Linked DNA regions of Homo sapiens: regions 1 and 2 are each linked to region 3. A link is a loop called in an ENCODE intact Hi-C map of the cell type or tissue named here. Cell type or tissue: OCI-LY7. All regions are shown on one strand.

Evidence for each region. A loop is a pair of places that touch in the nucleus more often than their neighbours do. Peaks named below come from ENCODE experiments on the same cell type or tissue, not always from the same donor. Only the 100,000 strongest peaks of a DNase experiment are listed, where the experiment ranks them.
Region 1: it touches region 3 in a loop (3-fold over the local background); 6 of 110 quality-filtered maps call a loop at or near these places.
Region 2: a loop joins it to region 3, with 4 times the contacts of the local background. A loop is called at or near these places in 4 of 110 quality-filtered maps.

What each region holds. Positions count from the first base shown.
Region 1 is chr13:52,607,503-52,611,502 of GRCh38, forward strand. No RefSeq gene overlaps it. Among named protein-coding and RNA genes, the nearest start is that of LINC00345, 9.1 kb to the left of the region's middle. In OCI-LY7, a CTCF peak has its summit at 2,012 (motif pointing right); a DNase peak (open chromatin) is centred at 2,029.
Region 2 is chr13:52,895,519-52,899,518 of GRCh38, forward strand. No RefSeq gene overlaps it. Among named protein-coding and RNA genes, the nearest start is that of PCDH8, 49 kb to the left of the region's middle. In OCI-LY7, CTCF peaks have their summits at 2,098 (motif pointing right) and 2,310; no DNase peak of the experiment used is centred here.
Region 3 is chr13:53,150,239-53,154,238 of GRCh38, forward strand. LINC01065 (long intergenic non-protein coding RNA 1065) reads right to left here and starts at 1,662. Exons shown (of 5, transcript NR_125788.1): 1 at 1,466-1,662. In OCI-LY7, CTCF peaks have their summits at 1,752 (motif pointing left) and 1,956; a DNase peak (open chromatin) is centred at 1,693.

The sequences.
Region 1 (4,000 bases), 540 kb before region 3:
TGCTTCTCAGCTTCATGCGATTGTACCTTTGAGGACTTCCATGGGCCACATTCTAACCTTTTTTAATTTTTTTAAGACACAAGGTCTTGCTCTGTCACCCAGGCTGGAGTGCTGTGGCGTGACCATAGCTCACTGCAGCCTTGAGCTCCGAGACTCAAATGATCCTCCCACCTCAGCCTCCTAAGTAGCTGAGACCACAGGCCTGTGCCACCCTGCCTGGCTAATTTTTAATTATTTTGTTTGTGTGTTTGTTTGTAGAGAAGGAGGTCTCACTATATTGACCAGGCTGTTCTCAAACTCATGGCCTCAAAACAATCCTCCCATCTAAACCTCCCAAAGTGCTGTGATTACAGGTGTGAGCCACCGTGCCCAGCACTAACCCTCTTATTTACAATGGGATTGTTTGCCTCACTGTGCCTAAATTTGTAAAACATGGCCAATTCTTAAATGCTCTGTCATTCAAAGTATTTAGTCAATCTCTCTGTTCCAATTAAGCACCAGAAATTTGGAGATGAAAAGCCGCACCTCATTTCGTTCACTGAGAATCACAAAGCCAGGCACAGGGGGCTGGGAGCAGTAGAGCATGGGCACAGAACCCAGCCCAGAGGACCAGGAAAGGTTCTAGAGCTTGGGGCAAGAGCTGAGCCTTGAAGTAGGAGTAGGAGTTAGGCAGGGAGGAAGAAGGAAACGCAGCATTGGATGGCAAGGAGGTGGGGGAAGGCATGGCCGTGTCTGGGAGCTGCAGGGGCTCCCGTCAGGGTGGGAGGAGAGGTAATGGGAAGGAGACTAGCGAAGGAGGCAGGGCTGATCTTGAGGGGTCTCACAGGCCCTGCTAAGAGAGTGCAGGATTTCTTTAGAGGATGGTAGAGGGAGCCGCTGAGTAATACAGACTTCCTGATGTGAACGTAGCTGTGTGGAGGAGGCTGACAGCATGGACTCTGGGTCGACTGTCCGGTCCTCAAAAGCTGGCTCTCCCACCTGATGACTTTGTGATAGTGAGAAGCTCCTGTAAGCCTCAAATTTCTCATCTTAAAAGTGAAAAATGGTGTTACTTGCCTCAGGAAATTTTGTGAAGATGAGAAAATACAAATAAAGCACTATTATAGTGTCTAATACTTAGTGGTCAATAAATGCTAACTATGGTTGTTATTGATCATTTGAATAATAATGAGGTATACAGTTTGTCTCATTTTGTAGACTTGTGATAATGGAATGAATGAACTTTGTCACAGCAAAATAAGTTTAAAATGTTAGTTGTGTATCCTGATAGAAAATATAAACTTAAAAAAATTTCTTCATGAGACAGAGGTCTCACTATGTTGCTCAGGCTGGTCTCCAACTCCTGGCCTCAAGCTAACCTCTCACCTCAGCCATTGTGCCTGGCTAATATAAACATTTGTTTATTCATTCCACAAATATTGATTGACCATGAAGGATGTACCAGGCACAGTTCCAGGCTCTTGGGATAAGGTAGTAAATGAGGCTGCCCCCTCGATGAGGGATCCCTACTCTCACTGAGCTTACATTCCAGCGGGGAGGCTGATGATGAAAAAGGAAACAATGTGATTCCCAAGACCTGTACGTTCCGCCAGGGCAGGGAACTTGTTGCATTTGTACCTTGATCTATCCCAAGTGCATGAGACAGGGCCTAGGTCAGGCACTTGATGAACGTGTTGAGTGAATGGAAGATTATTTCAGATAGTGCTGAGTGCCGGAAGACAAGGAAACAGCGCTACATGACAGAATGGGAAGGTCGACTTGGCTAGATGCGGTGCACGGCTGAGAAAGCACTGCTGAGCTGAAGTGGATGGTATGAAGGAATCAGTCATGGGACAGTCTTTGGGACAGCTATTCCAGGCCAAAGAATTTTCCATGCCTAAGCTGAAGGCCCTGAGGCAGGGCTGTGCTGGGAATGCACAAAGACGGGAATGAATGGACCCCACAGCACAGGGGCCAGTAATTTGTGGGTCATTGGCAGGCATGTCTTTTATCTAACAGGAGACTATTTTTGCCTCCAGAGGGCACTTGAACATAACAAATGCATCTAAGGGCCAGCTTGGGTTAACACTTAGACAGAAAGCAGTTTCCTGAAAGCATAACTTCAGAGGCCAGGAAAGCAAAAAGAAAATAATCTCAGCTGTAGCCTTTGCTTATTGAAATTTGAAAGCACCTCTTTTAAAAATTAACTTTTATGAGATAGTACAAGTGTTAGCTAGCAATGTGGGCTTTCATACATTAGTGTTAGTTTAACAACATAGCCCTCCCCTTGGTGGATAGATGAGAGAGCAGTTTGACAGGTAGGAGAGGGGACGAAAGGCTAATTTAGAGAGGTCTCGGCAAAGGTGTCAGGTCTGGGTGAGACCCAAAGCAAGGAGGCTCTGAGAAGCTAAAAGGCAACATAGAGAGGGGCCAAGGGACGGGGGAGAATGAGTACAAGAAGGCAAGAGGATGGGCTGGGGGAACCAGAGTACTCTCATGCACTTTAGAAATTGACCTGAGGACAGTTCTGCCTGGTCATATCTCTGTCGTCTCCAAAAGTCATGTGCTAAGCACTGTTTCAACATAGTTCTATGTCATATGCTGTGCAATACACACTAGTGTGACATGATCCTGGTCTTCCATGTACCTAAAATCCAAAGCAGTTTTACACATGAATATACTAAGAATGAGTCATCTTACGTGGAGGGGAAAGACAAGTACCTAGACAATCTAATTTGAAGGACACGAAACCACTTCGTCTTCAGTCCCATCTCCCGTAAGTCCTCCTGCTGTGGGCCTCTCCATGCTCCTCCCTCTTACTTTGTCCTTTGGCTTTGGGCACTAAAGCGCTTGTGAAGAAGCTAATGAAATCTAGGAAACTCATCCATCTGGGTGCAACCTCTCTGGGCCTCCACAGGCCTGGCACCTGTTGCATTGCCTATCTTGTTAGTTTACCTGCTCCACATCTGTGATCTCTGCTAGATCACCAGCCCCTTGAAGCAGGGAACAAGTCATACTCACCTGTGTGTTCCAAGGGGACTAAAGCTTCATTTTTCACATAGTGTTATACAGTTACACTAATATCATCTACCTATATATTATATAAACATGCACGTATGTTCATCTTTTGCTGTTGTTGTTTTTTTTGAGACAGGCTCTTGCTCTGTCACCCAGGCTGAAGTGCAGTGGCACTGCAGCCTCTGCCTCCTGGGCTCAAACAATCCTCCCACCTCAGCCTCCAGAGTAGGTGGGACTGCAAGCACACACCGGCATGCCCACCTAATTTGTTTATTGATTTGTATTTTTTGTGGAGATGAGGTTTCACCATGTTGCCCTGGTTAGTCTTGAGCTCTTGGGCTCCAGTAATCACCCACCTTGGCCTCCTAAAGTGCTGTTTTAGGCTGTGTTTGAGGCTGTTTTAGGCTGTGTTGTGAAGATGCAGAGGCAAAACAGCTCTTTTTTTTTTGAGATGGAGTCTCGCTCTGTCGCCCAGGCTGGAGCGCACTGGTGTGATCTCGGCTCACTGCAAGCTCTGCCTCCTGGGTTCATGCCATTCTCCTGCCTCAGCCTCCCGAGTAGCTGGGACTACAGGCGCCTGCCACCACGCCCGGCTAATTTTTTGTATTTTTAGTAGAGACGGGGTTTCACCATGTTAGCCAGGATGGTTTCAATCTTCTGACCTTGTGATCTACCTGCCTCGGCCTCCCAAAGTGCTGGGATTACAGGCGTGATCCCTGTTTTGTCGTGCCCGGCCTGACGAAACAGCTCTTAATCCACCTAAGAAAAAAGAAAGGAAATACCACATCCAGTATATACCACACACATCATCCCTCACCCAGATCAGGAAACCTCACGATGAGTTATGCCCCCAGTAAGCCCATCCAGCCTCATTCTCTCCTTCTTTCTGTGCCTTTAGCTAGTACACTGCCTTTGGAAAGATGTCCATAATCCTTTAATACTTTTGCTAGTAGAGCCACAAGTGAATAGAAGTAGGTAGCTGAAACTGCTGGACAACTGGGTT
Region 2 (4,000 bases), 250 kb before region 3:
GGCAAAATAGGCATAGGCCCTTCCTCTCCTGTGTCTTCAGTCCCCATCCAGCCTCACTTCTATTGTCTTACATTAGGATATTGAGGAAGCTTCCCACCTGGTCTTCCTGATGCCTGTCTTGTTTTCCTCCTAATCCAAGCTCTACACAATGGCATCTTTCTAATTCAGAAATCTGTTCCCAACCATTCAGAGATTTCTCATGAGTTTAGAACCAAGTTTGACTCCTTCCAATGGCCTCCAGGTCCCTTATGATTTGGAGTCTCCTGCTTCTGGGTGTCATTTCTCTCCCCTCCTCAGTTCCCCGCTCTGAGCCTGTGCACACCATCTTTCTCCTCTCTTCAGGCCTTTGCATGTGCCATTTCCTCTACCCGGAACACTGCTGGCCTCTGCCATTCACCCAGCCAGCTTCTGCTCCTCCTTCAGATCTCAGTTTGCATGTCACTCCCTCTGGGCAGCCTTCCCTGAGCCTCTGAGCCTGGGTGAGGTGCCCCTTCCACAAGCCTTGCAATGCCTTGCTGTCCTGCATCAGAGTGTTCACCATCCCAAATCATACTGTCTTACCCTCCTTCCCCACAGAGGTAAGCTCCACCACGAGGCAGTATGCACTCCAGGTCTGGCATCTAGTCAGCACTTAACACATGTTTGGTGAATAATGGAGAGTTATAGGTAATCTATTTCTTGTAGCCTTTTGTTTTCTTTTTTGAGACAGGGTCTCACTCTGTTGCCCAGGTTGGAGTGCAGTGGCACGATCACAGCTTGCTGCAGCCTTGATCTTCCAGGCTCAAGCGAGCCTCCCACCTCAGCCTCCCGAGTAGTTGGGACTACAAGCGCATGCTACCATGCTTGGATAATTTTAAAACAGTTTTTTTTTTTTGTAGAGACAGGGCCAAACTGTGTTGCCCAGGCTGGTCTTGAACTCCTGGCCTCAAGCAATCTTCCTGCCTAGCCTCCCAAAGTGCTGGGATTACAAGTGTGAGCCACTGTGCCTGGCCTGAAACCTGGGGCTTGGGAACATCATTATACTTGGGGACAGTTCTTTAAAGGCAACAAATTAGAAATGGCTTCCAAAGTCCTTGAAACACTCTTTCAGGAACTGTGGGGAGGTCTTTGTTAGAGTATGAAAATTCAAACATCTTCAAATTAAAAAAGGTGAGAGATACAAAGTGTCACTTAAAAGCACAGACCCAAGAACTCTTACAAGTGCCTGCTCTTTTATTAAATTGGGTTGTCACTAACATGAGACACAAGGAAAATCACATTTTAACCTGATTAATAGTCCCGTTATGCCATTTTAGAAAATATTAAATAATAGAACTATGTCTTATTGTCCCTTTTTCACTTCCCTCCTGTCCCACTCAGGACTGAAGCCTTTGGAAACGTCTGTGCTGGCTTTTCCTTTTCAGATGAATTGTCAGGGCCTGGAAAAGGCCTCACTGCAGACTCTCTCCCACAGTCAGAAGGACCAGATGCGACTATTGACTGCATCAAGGAGTTAAGCATTCCATCCTTTTGGCTCTCACCCTCACTCTTAACACAATTCCTCCTTGGATTTTCATACAAATTAATGCTCCCATGCTTTTTGGCTCTTGCACACCCCTGCCATTGCCCCAGTGGTGAGATTTAGCAGCTTGGGTTTCCCAGGCTTCAATATTGGTGCGCATTTGCGGGGCTTCCAGCAAAGGAAAAGGCTCAGTCCTGGGGCTGCTGTTTCTTGTAAACACCATGTTTCTATCCATCCCCACAGACTTCGCCGGCTGCCGACAAACCCCTCTCTCCCTCCCTTCCCCTCCTTCTCTGACTGCTCCTTTGAGCCTTGGGAACAGCGGCCAAGGCCTGAGCAGAGGGTGAGCAAACAGACTGGGCTGCATTTAGGAGGAGGCTTTCTTTAGGTGCCATCTGCCACCTCCACAGAGGTGGTTGGGATAAACTGATTTGCCAAACAAAATGCTTAACAACTCATGAATAAAACTTTAAGAAACATTCCAAAAGGGATTTGGGTACAACTTCTTCTGAGGCCACAACAGCTCTTGTGACCCTTTCAACACCCCCTCCCACCCACCAAATACCTCCTCTGAACCTGCACTTTCCTTGGGTTCCAGTAGGGGGCAGCTGCCATCAGGCCTGGGGAGCTGCCTTTCTTTCTTTCTTTCTTTCTTTCTTTCTTTCTTTCTTTCTTTCTTTCTTTCTTTTTTTTTTTTTTTTTTTGAGACAGTCTCGCTCTGTCACCCAGGCTGGAGTGCAGTGGCACAATCTCCGTTCACTGCAACCTCCACCTCTCGGGTTCAAGCGATTCTCCTGCCTCAGCCTCCTGAGTAGCTGGGACTACAGGCATGCACCACCACGCCAGGCTGATTTTTGTATTTTTAGTACAGATGGGGCTTCACCATATTGGTCAGGCTGGTCTTGAACTCCTGACCTCGTGGTCTGCCTGCCTCAGCCTCCCAAAGTGCTGGGATTACAGGCATGAGCCACCGCGCCCGGCTGGGAGCTGCCTTTCTTCTTAACATTTTCTGGGGTGTGTGTGTGTGTGTGTGTGTGTGTGTGTGTGTGTGTGTGTGTGTGTGAAGTGGAACATATCAACAGAATAATGCACAAAGGCACCCATGTACAGAAGCAGACAGTTGGGTAGCCACTTTCCCCAGGTCAAGAAGAGGAATATTGCCTGCACCTTAGTAACTCCCCATCCCCCTCTACAATTCCTTTCTTCTCCCAGAATTAGCCACACTGTACTGACTTCTGGTAATAGTTTCTTTGCTTTACTTTGGTGTTTACCACACTCAAGTGCATCCCTAAACATTACAGTGTGTGGTTTGATATTTTGATGATTTTGAACATTATATAAGTGGAATCCTACAGTGTATATTCTTTTGTCTCTTTTTTTTTGCTTAAGATTATGTTTATTCATTTTCATATAATAACAATGGCAAAGGTATTGATTGCCTTTACCACAACTTATTTATCTAATCTACTGCTGATGGACATTCAGGTGGTTTGGAGTTTGTGGTGATTATGAATGACACTACTTTCAACTTTATTTATTTATTTATTTTTTGAGATGGAGTCTTGCTCTGTCACCCAGGCTGGAGTGCAGTGGCACAATCTCCGCTCACTGCAACCTCCGCCTCCCGGGATCAGGCAGTTCTCCTGCCTCAGACTTCCTAGTAGCTAGGATTACAGACATGCACCACCACACCCAGAAAAGTTTTGTATTTTTAGTAGAGATGGGGTTTCTCTATGTTGGTCAGGCTGGTCTCGAACTCCTGACCTCAGGTGATCCGCCTGACTCGGACTCCTAAAGTGCTGGGATTACAGGCATCAGCCACCGTGCCTGGCCTACTTTCAACGTTCTATCTGTGCATCCTGGCATGCATTGCTATAGGGTGCACATCTCAGAGTGGAACTGCTGGGTTGCTGGACATGGATATCTTCAGCTTTACTAGATAATGTACAATTTTCCAAAGTGGTTGTTCCAGTATACAGGCTCCTCTGCAGAGTACTGTATAAGAGATCCAGAAGCACCACATGTTCACCACTACTTGGTCTTGTCAGGCTTTTTAATTTTTGAGGCTAATGTCTTTTCAGGAGAGTTGGGCCAATAAGTGGCAAGGGCACCCTTCCTAATGGCTTCCATACTGTTTCTGAAGCAAAAAAGGGGCTTCCAGCGCTTTCCTGTGGACACAGATGCCAGAAGTCACAGAGTTAGATGCTCATCTGCATTAAACACAGGCAGTAGGTGGCTCCACAGAGAGATGTTTTCTCTCCTGCCTGTTCCTCTCTGCTGTTTTGGAATGAGCCATCAATACTAACAATGGCAATTAGGCTCTTGGTGCCATCTGGATGGCTGGGGTTGTGGGGGAGGGCAGCTGCTGGCAGCCAGGAGAAGCAGAGGCTCAGCCCAGACTGGGCACCGCCCAGGGGATGCTTCCTGTGTGGACCTGCCGCCCAAACCCAGTTCCACGAAACAAAGATGCTTCCTTACTCATTTTAGTTAGTCAAGATG
Region 3 (4,000 bases):
GATAGGGACGGAAATTTGGCAGACTGGGTCTCCCCTTGTCAAGCAAGTGAAATGGTTGTTTCATTTTTAATCTGGATCCTTTGCCCTGACAGATAAATCTGAAGAGTGCTGTTAAGAATGTGATGAATTGGGCTTCTGGTGATGTCTGTGGGAAAGGGAGCAAGATACAGCAGCCTGGAACTACTTTCATTGCACACAATTGCAGGTCTTTTAAAATGGTAGAGCCAACCATTGCCGAGAAGACTTAAGCAAGGAGAAAAGTTTGTCTCAAACATGCCTTGAATTCTGTCAGTGCACTTCATCTCTCATTTCAGGGAATGTGTTGAGGGTCTTTGGATTGAGCTGGAATGATGGAGAACACTTGAGTACTATTGTGTCTGAGTTAGTTTTGCCCCTGGGTACCATGACACTTTGTGAGCAGAGAAATGGGTGCTTCTGTGTTACAGTTCAACAGCTCTAGCTGGAGGTGAGCTGTGTAACACAGAGAGGGTAAGGCATGTCTGAGTCACTCTTGGTACCACGTGGCTAGGTACCATGCTGCCAAGCATAAAGATAAGCAGCAGTTTAATCCTTATTTGAGTAATCTGACCTGAGGAGATAGCCAAACTGTGTGATTACCATTCCCAACTAGACTTTTGAGATGGGCAGATCACCTGAGGTCACGAGTTCGAGGCCAGCCTGCCTAACATGGTGAAACCCCGTCTCTACTAAAAATACGAAAATTAGCTGGGCATGGTGGTGGGCTCCTGTAATCCCAGTTACTTAGGAGGCTGAGGCAGGAGAATCGCTTGAACCCAGGAGGCGGAGGTTGCAGTGAGCCGAGATCACACCATTGCACTCCAGCCTGGGCAACAGAGTGAGACCTTGTAAAAAAGAAAAAAAAAGAAAGAAAATAAAGAAAGAACAAAAGTGGTAAAGCAGTCAGGGTTTGGTCAGGAGACAGAAATCACAATAGTATAGTCATGAGCCGCATAATGACATTTCTGTCCAACACAGACTGCCTATATGATGGTGGTCCCATAGATTACAACACTGTTTTTACTGTACCTTTTCTATGTTTAGGTATGTTTGTATATACAAATACCATTGTGTTACAATTACCTACCACATTCAGTACAGTAACATTCTGTACAGGTTTGTAGCCTAGAAGCAATAGACTATGCCATATGGCCTAGGGTTGTAATAGGCTATACTATCATCTAGGTTTGTGTAAGTACATGCCATGATGTTCACACAATGATGAAATTGCCTAACAACACATTTCTCAGAACATATCCCCATCATTAAGTGAGACATGACTAATAGTTTGGACAGGGAAAACTTAATACCACATAAAAATAAGGAACTAATTAAAGGGTATTATCTACTAAGAAGTATAAAGGGAATTCTCAAGAAAACTGGGGTAAGACGCAGGGAGCAGTCACTAGGCATAGGGCTGAAAGACAGTATTCAAAGAAAGTATAACCTTGAAGGAAGTCCTTCCAGTTCAGTTTCAAGGCTGTGATTCATTTAATGTGGTCTAGTAGATGTCAGAGAAGTCCACTGAAGTGATGCAGGATGGGCTGCCGAGCAGGAAGCCACCTGTTGTGGTGAGGGTGAAACTCTTTGGAGGGTTTGTGTCATCAGGTCTTCTGCATGCCCCTACCAAGGGAGCTGCTGGTTGGCAAGGAGACAGCTCATTGTTTTCTAAGAACAGAGCTGGAACCAGAAGAGAAGCCCCTTCCTTGTGCAGTGTCCCTCTAGCGCCCTCTACTGACAAGGTCTAACATTGTGCCCGCTAACGAAAGAAATTAGGTCCAGCTCCAGTTATCATAATGTAGGGCAGAAAAGGGCATATGTGGGGTTCAGAGACAGTAAATTGGAACAGGCATAGGTGGGGAAGTAAAGGTTGTCTTAGAGAGGGGAGAGGAGGTTGGAGTGGGTGGAGCTGCGGATAAATTAGGATGAGACTAAGCGATGCACAGACCATGGTCCTGAAGTGTGGCTGAAAGAGTGGGGATGGAAAGGAGGGGGAATTAGAAGAATACTCAGGGGATGTAATAAATAGGTCTCTGTGGCGGATGAGCCAGAGACGGGCCAGAGGGAAGTGGCAGGCATGCTCCCTATGTTTGGTGGCTTTCCTATCTGAGAAAAATGGCAGGTTTGGGCTTCAAGGAAGATAATGAATTGTTTGGACTTCTCAATTTATGGTACCTGTAGACTATCCTAAAATTCAGAATTTCCTGGAAAAAGCACAACAGATTCAAATATTCAAATACCCAAATATGTAGTGGAGCTATAGAGTTCCACAACTGATACAAAACTCACATGCAAAGAAAAGGAATGAAAAACAAATTTCCACCTTAAGAAGAAATTCAACAAAATTTATTTTCAGAAATAAACTTCCTTCAAATTTATAAAAATCTAATGAATTTCCATTCAAGCTTGGAGCTGCAGTACTTTTTTATAATATGGGAAGTTGTAATTTAATTTTTTAAAAGATTGAGAGGTGGGATTTCACTATGTTGCCCAGGCTGGACTTGAACTCCTGGGCTCAAGGGATGCTCCCATCAACTTCTGGAGTAGCTGGGATTACAGGTGTGCACAGAAACTGTAATTTGAATAAAGATCACCATTAAAGTTCAGTGTATTTGTGCGTGTGTTTCTGTGTTTGGAGTTTTGTTGTTGTTTTGTACAGAAAGAAACTTAAAAATCTGTATATAATTTCCAACTGAATGAACTTTCTATATTAAACAGAGTAGAAAATATAATATTTTTACAGGCTGTTACATTTTATTGCAGGCCAAAAGCTGTCTCACTCTTTCTGTATATATACACATATACCCAAAGGAAGGAGGTGGAGCTAATGGGCTGAGAAGTCAAAAAACAAAACAAAACAAGTGTAATTTTTCCTTAGCGCTCATTTCTCGAACCACACATTGTAGCACTTGGTTGTATTTTGTATTTTTCTATTTTGTGTCCAGTTGCTTTCTGTATATAAGTCCTGCTTCCTCTTTCATACTTATTCCTAGAGGGCAGGACAGATACCACATGCTATTTATTCTTCACAATTTAATAAGAACTTATCAATAAAGAATTCATTTTTATTGTTCAACACAGGCTTACTAAGCATCATTCTGAGCCAACACATGCCTAGGTGATCCTTGGAACAAGCATGAAAAACACACAGTTCCTGTCCTTGAGGAACTCATGATTTAAATGAAGAAAAATGTAAATGAGACCATTTTGATAAAATATAGTTGGATGCTTAAAGTGATAATCCATTCTTTGGTCAGACTCTTGAATTTTGAATGGATCTTTGAAATAAGGATCCAGGAAGTACCATCCATTCTTTCCACCAAAGTTTGTGAGTTTACTGGGTATCAGACACAGTGTGGGATAATCAGAACTCCAGTAGTATTTATATGTAAAAATCAAATGAATGTTCCCATATTATATGGAATTGTACTGGAGAGGACATCAGAACAGTCTAAAGCTTTATAAACTTGACAAGAACGCTGGGAAGAATAACGAGTTAATCTTCCACAAAATGCTTTGAACACAGAAAGTACCAACATAAGTGCTAATTATTATTATTAGCCCCAAGACCTTTTTCCCTGTACTGTTAGATCCATCATAAAATTGCTTAACTTCAAGGGAAAGTATTGTTCTTTACATGAGCACTTTTTGTGAAGTCAAATGTTAATATATGCATTTATGGAAAAAACACATCTTTCATTATTCTTTTTATCCTCCCTAGAGGGAAGACATTGTGTCATTTATCTACTCTGTAAGGTCCCTAGCAAAGCAATGTGCATTTTGTTGCTCTATGTTGGCAATGGCTGGCTTGCCTTAAGAAGAAGCAAAATGTATATTTAGAATCTTATCTGGGGCCAGGCATGGTGGCATGCATCTGTAGTCCCAGGTACTGGGGAGGCTGTGGTGGGAGGATCACCTGAGCCCCTGGGAAATCGAGGCTGCGGTGAGCTGTGATCTCATCACTGCACTCCAACCTTGGTGA